Linked DNA regions of Homo sapiens: region 2 is linked to region 1. The links are chromatin contacts, found by Hi-C or POLR2A ChIA-PET in ENCODE. All regions are on one chromosome and are shown on one strand. The core of a region is the stretch at or near the end of the contact, and the rest is flanking DNA. Distances in the headings are between cores, read along the strand shown. Region 1 holds the start of DST-AS1 (DST antisense RNA 1). Region 2 holds the start of RAB23 (RAB23, member RAS oncogene family).

The links. A loop is a pair of places that touch in the nucleus more often than their neighbours do. ChIA-PET counts read pairs that join two places held with the same protein, here RNA polymerase II (POLR2A). Pooled maps may share reads with other maps.
Region 2: a loop to region 1 is called in a map of naive thymus-derived CD4-positive, alpha-beta T cell, with 4 times the contacts of the local background. The contact joins the promoter of RAB23 here to the promoter of DST-AS1 in region 1. A Hi-C loop is called at or near these places in 1 of 168 maps with a recorded cell type or tissue (naive thymus-derived CD4-positive, alpha-beta T cell) and 6 of 50 pooled maps. POLR2A ChIA-PET finds 5 or more read pairs at or near these places in 1 of 52 experiments (WTC11).

The regions. Positions count from the first base shown.
Region 1 is chr6:56,841,850-56,846,440 of GRCh38, reverse strand. It overlaps DST-AS1 (DST antisense RNA 1), which reads right to left and starts at 2,455. Exons shown (of 4, transcript NR_125866.1): 1 at 2,375-2,455. The region is part of intron 4 of DST (dystonin); the gene reads left to right. RefSeq lists silencers at 2,033-2,172, 2,513-2,712, 2,803-3,062 and enhancers at 2,146-3,013, 3,014-3,882.
Region 2 is chr6:57,220,400-57,224,990 of GRCh38, reverse strand. RAB23 (RAB23, member RAS oncogene family) reads left to right here and starts at 2,684. Exons shown (of 7, transcript NM_016277.5): 1 at 2,684-3,265. It also overlaps a transcript of PRIM2 not described here. RefSeq lists a silencer at 2,981-3,330.

The sequences.
Region 1 (4,591 bases), core at 1,206-3,705:
AGAAAAGGATTTTTGTCCTATCCAAATTCTTCGAAGTTGGAATTGAAGGATCAAAGGAGAATCAGACTTTGAACTCAGGCAGACTTGGTTTTAATTCCTTCTCTGTCCATGACTAGTTGTGTTTACTTGGACAATTTACCAAACTTATCTTAGCCTCAGTTTCCTTATCAAAGGGTCATGGTTGTGGTGATTAAATATAATAGTGAATGCAAACAATTCTGCTACCTCCTTGGCACATCAAATGCTTTATAAATGATAGCTTACCCATGGCCAGATGTTCTTCTAAGCACTTAATATGGTATCCTATTTAGACCTCCCAAGAACCCCATGAAGTAGGTACTATGATTTTCTCCATTTTCAGTTCAGAATCTGCTGAGAAAGGAAGAAAAACTTTGCCAAGGTTGTAGTGTCAAGAAGTAGTAGAGCTAGGATCTGAATTCAGGCAGTCTTTACTCCAAAGTCCAAGCTATTTACTGCTACGCTTTTGCCTCTTCTCTATGGAATACACTATTATTATTAGCATATTGACCCAATGTTACCCTTCCAAGAATGCATGGGGTAAAGGCTGTTTTTAAAAACAATCCCAAATGTTGCTTCTGCTCATTTTGACTGGTTCCTTAAATGGATGATTAAAATTACTGTGTGCTGACTATATTCATAAAACTGGGTGCTACTGGGTGTCAGTCTCTGATGAAGGCTCAGACGTGCCTTCAATGACCTTACTCATTGTAAAGGAGACATTTTTGAGAGACCTATGTCTATACATGTGTGGTCTGTAAATGAATGACTTTCAGGGACTTAATTGCTAACCCTTTTATTTCAAGAAGGTGTCCCATATGATGCCTGGTTGTTACTTTATGAACTAATGTGCATACAAATGCATATCGAGCTGTAAGAAAACTCTAGTAACCTTAAAGACTTACTGGGACAGTGGTTCAAACTCAGATTATAAACCAGTGGTCAGGATAGAAAAAAGAGATGTGGTCTTGCTTTGTTTGGAGTAACAGAAGTAGGCCAATTGCTGAGGAGTGCTCCAGTTCTATCTCAAGTCAGTTTTTTTTTCCCACGAGTACACAATTTTTTCTTTCAAGAGGAACTCATCCCTATCTAAGCATTAATGGAAAATGGTCCATAGTTCACAACACCCAACGCTAACAAAGAAATAAAAAATCATGGAGGGCAAAAGGTCAGTATATGTGAAAGGAGGAAATAGGGAAGGAAGATTTAGACAAGACGTGAAGTTGACATAGGTCAGACTGTCAACAATCAGCTGATTTATCTAATAATAGCAGTAGCAATGAGGTATCATCCTGTCACTGTACTCCAGCCTGGATGACAGAGTGAGACCCCACCTCCTAAATAAAGTAGTAGGTGCAGCAGCTAATCCTTATATAACACCAGACATTATTCTAAACTTCATTTACTATACAACTTTATGAGTTAGGCACTACTATCGCTGTTTTACTGATGAAGAGAGTCTCAGAGAGGATAAGTAACTTGCCCATGTGACACAGTAAGGAGTGAAGATTCTATGTACAGCAGCCTGACTTCACTGTTTTTTTTTTTTTTGAGACGGAGTCTTGCTCTGTCGCCCAGGCTGGAATACGGTGGCGTGATCTCGGCTCACTGCAACCTCCACCTCCCGGGTTCAAGCAGTTCTCTGCCTCAACCTCCCGAGTAGCTGGGATTATAGGTACCCGCCACCACGCCCGGCTAAATTTTGTATTTTTAGTAGAGACGGGATTTCACCATTTTGGCCAGGCTGGTCTTGAACTCCTGACCTCGTGATCCACCCGCCTCGGCCTCCCAAAGTGCTGGGATTACAGGCGTGAGACACCGCGCCCGGCCAGTCATTACTCTTAAACACATCCATTTACATGCCTGGGTATCAGTTGGTTCCTCCAATGGACGCTTAAACTCACCCACTTTAGTATATGATACACATATATCTAATTTAAGGGAACTGTATCCATTTTACTCAGTTTAATGGATACTAGTACTATGTAGAATGAATAATAAGGAGAGAGCAGGAGGGAGGTGATAAATATGGGGCAGTTGTGAACCTATAGGCCCGCCGCGGAGCCCAGCAGCAGATGCGCCTGTGGGCTCTGGGGGGCAGAAGGGAGGGACCGCAGGCTGGTACTCGGCAGCCTCGCGGCGGCCGGGAGCTCAGGCGCAGGCGCGGCCCGGCTGTCAGGCGCTGATGCGCGGGGCCACCTGCAGAGGCCTCCTCACCCTGTCCCCGGGATGTCCCCTAGACGCGGACCCCCGTGCCCTCCTTGCCCTGTGCTGTCACAGAGTGACCTGAATCCTCCCACGCCAAAAAGATGGGTGGAAGAAAGTATTTCCAACCCTCCCCCCGATCATCCCTTACCCAGGGAGAGCCGCTGGCCCCTCAGCAGGGGGCTGCGCACAGCGGTGGAGCGATCTGCGGCTTTGTTTCTCAGGCACCTGTTGTGGATCCCAAATAGAAACGTCGCCCTTGGGGATCCGGGACCGGGCAGCCAGTGTCCGGGGGTGGGCGTGCTTGGCCGCACGGTCCACCAGGGTGGGCGGGCCTGGGGAGGGGGCCTGGGGCGCGTGGCTCTGCCTGGGAGGGAGGGGCCGAGAGGCGCCGGGGCCGGAGCTGAGCCAGCCGGGGCGCTGACCGCCGCGCTCGCCCCCTCCCTTCCGCCCTCCGCCCTCCACCCTCCACCCTCCACCCTCCACTCTCCACCCTCCACCCTCCACCCTCCTCCCTCCCTCTCTCCCCGGCGCGGGCGAGTGTCTGCGGCGCGGCGGCCAGGAAATGCCGCAGATGCGCCGCGCAGCATCCCCGGTGAAGGCAGCGCGCCGGTCCTCCCGCACCGCTGCCGCGGCCTCGGCCCGGCCCGAAGCACGCGCCTCGTGCAGGGCCAGCAGAGCGGTCAGCGCGGCCGCAGAGGGTCCGGGCGCCCGCCGGCCCCCGCCCGCCCTCGCCGCACGCCCCGCTCCTCCGCTTGGCGTGGCGCTGCTCGTCGCCGCCCCTGGGCTCGCTGAGATTTGCCGCTGCTGAAACCCGAGAGGGACTCGGGCTCCCGGAGCCGGGCGGCCCACCATCGGCCTGCCCGGAGGCCTGGGCGTTTCCTTTGCCGGCCCTGGCGCCGGCAGCCCCCTGCGCCCCCGCTCTGCGTCTTCGGCTTCCGTGCTTCTCCCCAGCGTGCTGCTCCTTCCTCTTTTCCAGTTCCCAAGGCTGTGTCTTGCTGACTGCGATACTGTCCGGGGGTTACGAGGGGGAGAGGGGAATTTGTCAGTCATCGCTTAGATAAACTTCGGCATGGCGGGTTACCTCTCCCCTGCTGCTTACCTGTACGTGGAGGAGCAGGAGTATCTCCAGGCCTACGAGGATGTCCTGGAGAGGTACAAAGGTATGTGGTCCCTGCCCTGGGGCTGCGGAGCTTGGCACTGATCAGAGAGGCAACCGCTGCCTTTCCTTAATCAGAGCCACCACTCCTTGGGCACGAGTAAACAGGTGTCTGGACCAGTCTTGGGAATGGACCAGGTCTTTTTGCACGGGATTTAGTACCCCCAGCGCAGGGAGGATGGTGGGGTGGGCGACAGTCCGGAGACGCCCTTAGATGAGCGGTAGAGAGGGGGGAAGGGGGTTGTTTCCAAGAAGCACATTGCGTTTTCTCTCCCTTGTAAAAGCTCTTAAGCACTACGCGTAATCATAATTCTTCCTGGGAGGGTGGATACCGATTATTCTCTATGGGATTACTAAGGCATTGCTGCTGCTGCTTGGCTAGGGTATTGGTTAGCCCTGTAGAAAAGGTTCAGCATCACTAGATCATTTTCCTTAAAATGATCTTTCTTATTTGATAAAGTTTGTGACTATATACTTACTCTGATATATTGTAAAAATTATTTTATAGCGTGATGGATAAAAGACTTTAGTGAGTTTGTTGTAAATTTAAATGTAAAGAATGTATTTTGAGATTTTTTTCTGCCCATCCTTTATGTTCAGGAAATTCTATGCCAATCTGATATTTATGTTTTAGTATAATGTTTACTTGGACTTCATAGTTGAATATAATGATGAAATACAAATTGCAGCTGTCCATTTTTTAAGTGTTTTTGTGTCTGGAAATGTATTTTTAAGTGTGTGTATACCATCTTTTTATTGTGGCTCCCAAAACACTCCGAACTCAAGAGCAGCTCACAGAGGTTTAAAGTATTTATAGTGAATAGTGACCCATTTCATAGGTAGGATTCAGATGGTTTTATATCTTTTGAATATTTGCTTTGGGTTTGGTAACTCAATGTCAGTAATTTCAGTGGTATTATATGGTTAATGATGCATGTAGTTTTTCTATTAGTAGAAAGTAGAAATAAAAAAAAATTGAACTAAACAATAAAATTCCAAAGCCCCAAAAAGCCCAAATACACTCACAATTGTTTTCTCTCTTTGTAGGATATGTTTTATAACCGAAATTCTTGCAATCCTTGTAGAATTTTGTAAACAGTACAATGAGAATTCCTTTGTGCCAAGACTCTTATTGTGTATAATACTGCCACTGAGCAAGTGCAGTGATATTTTAGGCTAAAGCACATTTGTGACATTTGTGTGTGTGTG
Region 2 (4,591 bases), core at 1,435-3,934, 380 kb before region 1:
CAAGTTGGTGCTCTGGTGATAGGAATCTCCTCCTCCTAGTGTGGGATGGGGAGGAGGAACAACTTCACAAAGGGAAATTTATGTCCTGCTTTTAGGCAGAAATAGGAAAAGCAGAGTGTTTCTTCTGTTCTGCTGTTTCTTAATTGCCTTCAACTCCAAATAATGCTTGTGTCAAAGTGGCATGTTTTGGGGTGGCATATTCTGGATCTCCTTCAATGTCCAACAATCCCAAGGAAATGGAAAAGTGGGGAGGAAAGAAATGATTTTGGGGGAACCCCCTTTCAGGAAGTTTTTCTCAAATTTGGATCCCAGAAGTACTCCCTGAGACCCTCTAAGATTTTCTTTTTTTTTTTTCCCATTAAAAAGAAATTTGGCAAGATATACATAAAACATAAAATTTACCATTTTTAGCCATTTTTAAGTATAAAGTTCAAGAGCATCAAGTTTATTCACATCGTTGTGCAACCATCACCACCATCTATCTCCAGACTTTCTTCATCTTGCAAAGCTAGAACTGTAGACATAAAACAGTAACTCCCCATTCCCACCTGCCCTTCCTTTCCCACAACCACTTCCCACCCCCCAACTGTCTCTATGAATTTGACTACTCTATGTACCTTATATAAGTTGAATCATACAGCATTTGTCCTTTTGCGACTAGGCATAATGTCTTCAAGCTTCATCCATGCTATAACATGTGTCAGAATTTCCCTCTCTCTCTTTTATTTTTGAGACAGGATTTGCCCAGGCTGGTCTTGAACTCCTGGATTCAAGTGATCCTCCCATCTCAGCCTCCTAAGTAGCTGGGATTACAGGGATACCTCGCCACACCTGGGTCCCTCCTTTTTTAAGGCTGAATAATATTTTATTGCATGTATATACTACATTTTGTTCATCCATTCATCCATTGATGGACATTTGGGTTGCTTCCACCCTTTGGCTATTGTGAATAATGCTGCTATAAACATGGTTGTACAAATTTTTTTTTGAGTCCCTGTTTTCAATTCTTTTGAATATATACTCAGAAGTGGAATTATTTAATCATACGATAATTCTATTTTTAATGTTCTGATGAACCATACAATTTTCCATAGTGGCCGTACCATTTTACATTCCCACCAGCAGCACACAAAGGTTATAATTTTTCCACATCCTTGCCAACACTCATATTTATTTTCTGTTCTGCTTTGTTTATAATCATCATTTTAATGAGTGTGAAGTTGTATCTCATGGTTTTGAGTTGCATTTCCCTCATGATTAGTGACCTTGAGTCTCTTTTCATGTGCTCATCGGCCATTTGTATACCTTCTTTGGAGAAATGTCTATTCAAGTCATTTGCCAACTTTTTAATTGTTTTTTTTCTTTTCTCAGAAAGGGCATCAGTACGTTACTCAAGTTTAAGAGATACTGCCAACCAAATCCTAGAGATAAATCTGTTAGCTACTTGATATTAAATTTCTTACAAATACTATTGCTATTATAGGTAAAATAATCTCCACTAATTTTTAAAATTATTAAGTGTGAATTATAATTCACATACAGAAAAATGTGCATAAGAGTACAGCTTGAATTTTCACAAATGGACACGCATTTATAACTAGCGCCAAAATCAACGGAGAGAACCTCACTAGAAGGAAGCCCCTCTTCCAGTTGCTAACTGGAAGCCCCTCTTCTAGTCGCTAACTCCTTCCAGTCACTATCCCCTGCCCACCAAGGTAACCATTATGCTAACTTTGAGCCTCTTAGTTCTTCTGTTTTTGTAGTTTATAGAAATGGACTTATGCCATGTGTACTTTTGTTGTCTTTTTATGCTGGGCATTAGGTTTCCCCAGTTGATTCACGTTATTGCCTGTAATTGCAGATGCTTTTTTGCGTTGCTGTATAGTGTTTCATTATATGAACTCTGTGTAATTTCATTAATTTATTCTATTGTTGATGGTCTTTTGGGTTATTCTCATTAAGGAATTATTACAATAAATGCAGCTACGAACATTCTGATACCTGCCTGTCCGTGCACCCTAAGTATTCGTTTCTCTTTGCTCTATATGCAGGCGTGGAACTGCGGGGCCATAGGGTATGCACCTTTTGCAGACAGTCCCAAACTGTTTTTCAAAGGAGTTGTTCCAGTTTACATTCCAGCAGCAAAGTAGAAGAATGCAGTTACTCTACATCCTGGCCAACACTTGGTATTTTCCATCTTTTTTTTCTATTCTATTTTATTTTGAAATATAAAAACAACTGAAGCAAAGTTGAGATTGCTTTTGCGGAACCTTTTCGTTTTTGGTTCGCTTCTCTGAATAATTAACCATCTCAGGCTTCTATTTTGTCCTGCAGGCTGTGTGAGTGCGTTTTCGACTTTGCTCGACATTTTTTTGCTCACTTGGCCACTTAAGATGTCATCTGGTCAAGAAAATAAGGTAGGTGTCCGAAGCGGGGCAAGCCCTTTGAGGACACTGGAAGTGTGATAACTCTGTAGGCGAAACTCATGCGGACCGTCATTGGCCGATTTCTCTTTTCTAGAGTTCACGATCTAGGAGATCCTGCTCGTCTCTGATCTCCCCACTGCCCTCCCGGGCTCCCTTGGAGGCGCCTGGAAAGCTGAGCCGCCGCCAGCCACCCGCCAGAACAGGGGCGGGGCAGGGCCGCGGGTCCGCACAGAGCATGCGCAGACGAAGCACGGCGCATGCTCCGCAGCGCGGCGGGTCCACAGATGAGGGGAGTCGAGACTCCCGCGCCCCACCACCCCCGGCGGAGCTGCTGCTGAGCCACTCAATCTGAGCCCTGGCTACTAATAAAGTTCGTTTAAAAATCATAATCATTCTTAAGAGAGCGAAAGAGGGTGCGAACTAGCCGCTCGGCCCCGCAGGGAGAGCTGGCGCGTCGGGAGGAGACAGCGGCGGCAGCGGTTGCGCCGCGACCAGGAGGAGCCGGTGGCGCCGGGCGGCGGGTCCGCGGCCGGTGGGGGACGGTGAGTAGCGGCTCGCGCTGCGGTGCAGCGGCGCTGCACTCACTCGCCCTCTCCAGGGGCTGGGGGTTCGTCCGGCTCCACTGGGGAAGACTCAGCTTCTCCCCGGGGTCCCGGGTTGTGCCTTACTCTCCGGAGTGGGCAGGGGTATCGAGGGCAGGGGCCTCCCGGCCCGGCTCCCCCATCCCCCGGTTCGGACCGCCGAGCGCCGGCTCTCCCCTCCCTGAGCACCGATCCCAAGTTCCAGCTAGAGAAGGTGGGCGGCAGCGCCAGCCCGGCGCCCCCTCCCAGCTCCCAGCGGTGGGTACCTGGAATTGCCTGGTGGGCGGGAAAGAGGGGTGGAGCGAGGGCGGCGCTGCGTCCCCAGTCTGGCCGAACGTTCGGCTTTTTGCCTGCCCCAAGTCCCGACTGGGGAAGGGGCGACCCGGGCTGGGCCAGACACCAGTAAGGGCGTGAAGTGCTCAGGTTAGGTTTGATGGCGAAGAGAGTCCTCAGCTCCACCCTGGCATTTAGACTCCTCCCTGCAGTGCGACCACTCTTTACCCGCGACCCCACCCTTCCCTAGTTTCTTGTTCATAGAGTGCTGGAATATGAATGAGCCAAATTGTGCTGTTCCATTGACACTGGTTGCTACAGAATTAACTTTACTCGGAGATCCGAGGAGCCATCGGCAGTTCCCAGGAGTAAGAACCTGAGAGCGTGTGAGAGTAAGAACTTCATTATCAGGAGCTAGTGAAGTGGCAGTAGGGTCTGAAAAGGGCTGTTAACTTCTCTAGGTTTTTATGTATCTCCTAACATCTAGGTAATTTCATTGACCCTAAGAAGTTTTTCAGTATTTTTACAAATATAACCTGTACTTCTACTTAAATAAAGGCTGTTATGAGAAAACAACCTTTTGATTAGTGAGTTAACTCACCCTTTGCTTCTCTAATTTATTAGACCGCATTAGCAAAATGTTAAAAGTTTTGGGGAAAGGGTATTTATATAAAGTATTATTGTCGAGGTTTTTAATTGTACTCAGAAGTATGCTTATTTCTAGGAACGTAATTGTTTTGATCTAGTGCTTTAAGTCTATAGTTTCTGAAAAGCAAGAGTCCGACTGCCTGTTAAAATTTAATTTGGCTTTTTTCTTTAAATTTATTTTAAGGAAATTAATTTATTATTTTAAAAAGTGTATGGTAAAATTGATTTTTTTTCGATGTACAGTTCTGCGAATTTTAGACTCATGTAACCACCACTACAGTAAGGATGTAGAACAAATCTATCGCTCCCCCGCCACAGAAAAAAAACCTAATGTGATCCCATTATATCATACTCCTTACCCCTGGCAATTACTAATCTTTTCTAGAAATGAAATCATAACAGTTAGTAATCTTTCGATGTTAGCTTTTTTTCACTCAGCATAATGCCTTTAAGATTTCTCCAAGTTGTTTCATGTATGGATAATTTCTTTTTTTATTGCTGAGTACTATTTTATTATGTGGATATGCCACAGTCTGTTTCAACATCTGCCCATGGAAGGACATTGAGGTTGTTTTCAGTTTTCTGTGATTATGAATCAATCTGCTATAAATACCATGTACAGGTTTTTGCATGGACATGTTTTCATTTCTCTAGGGTATTGCT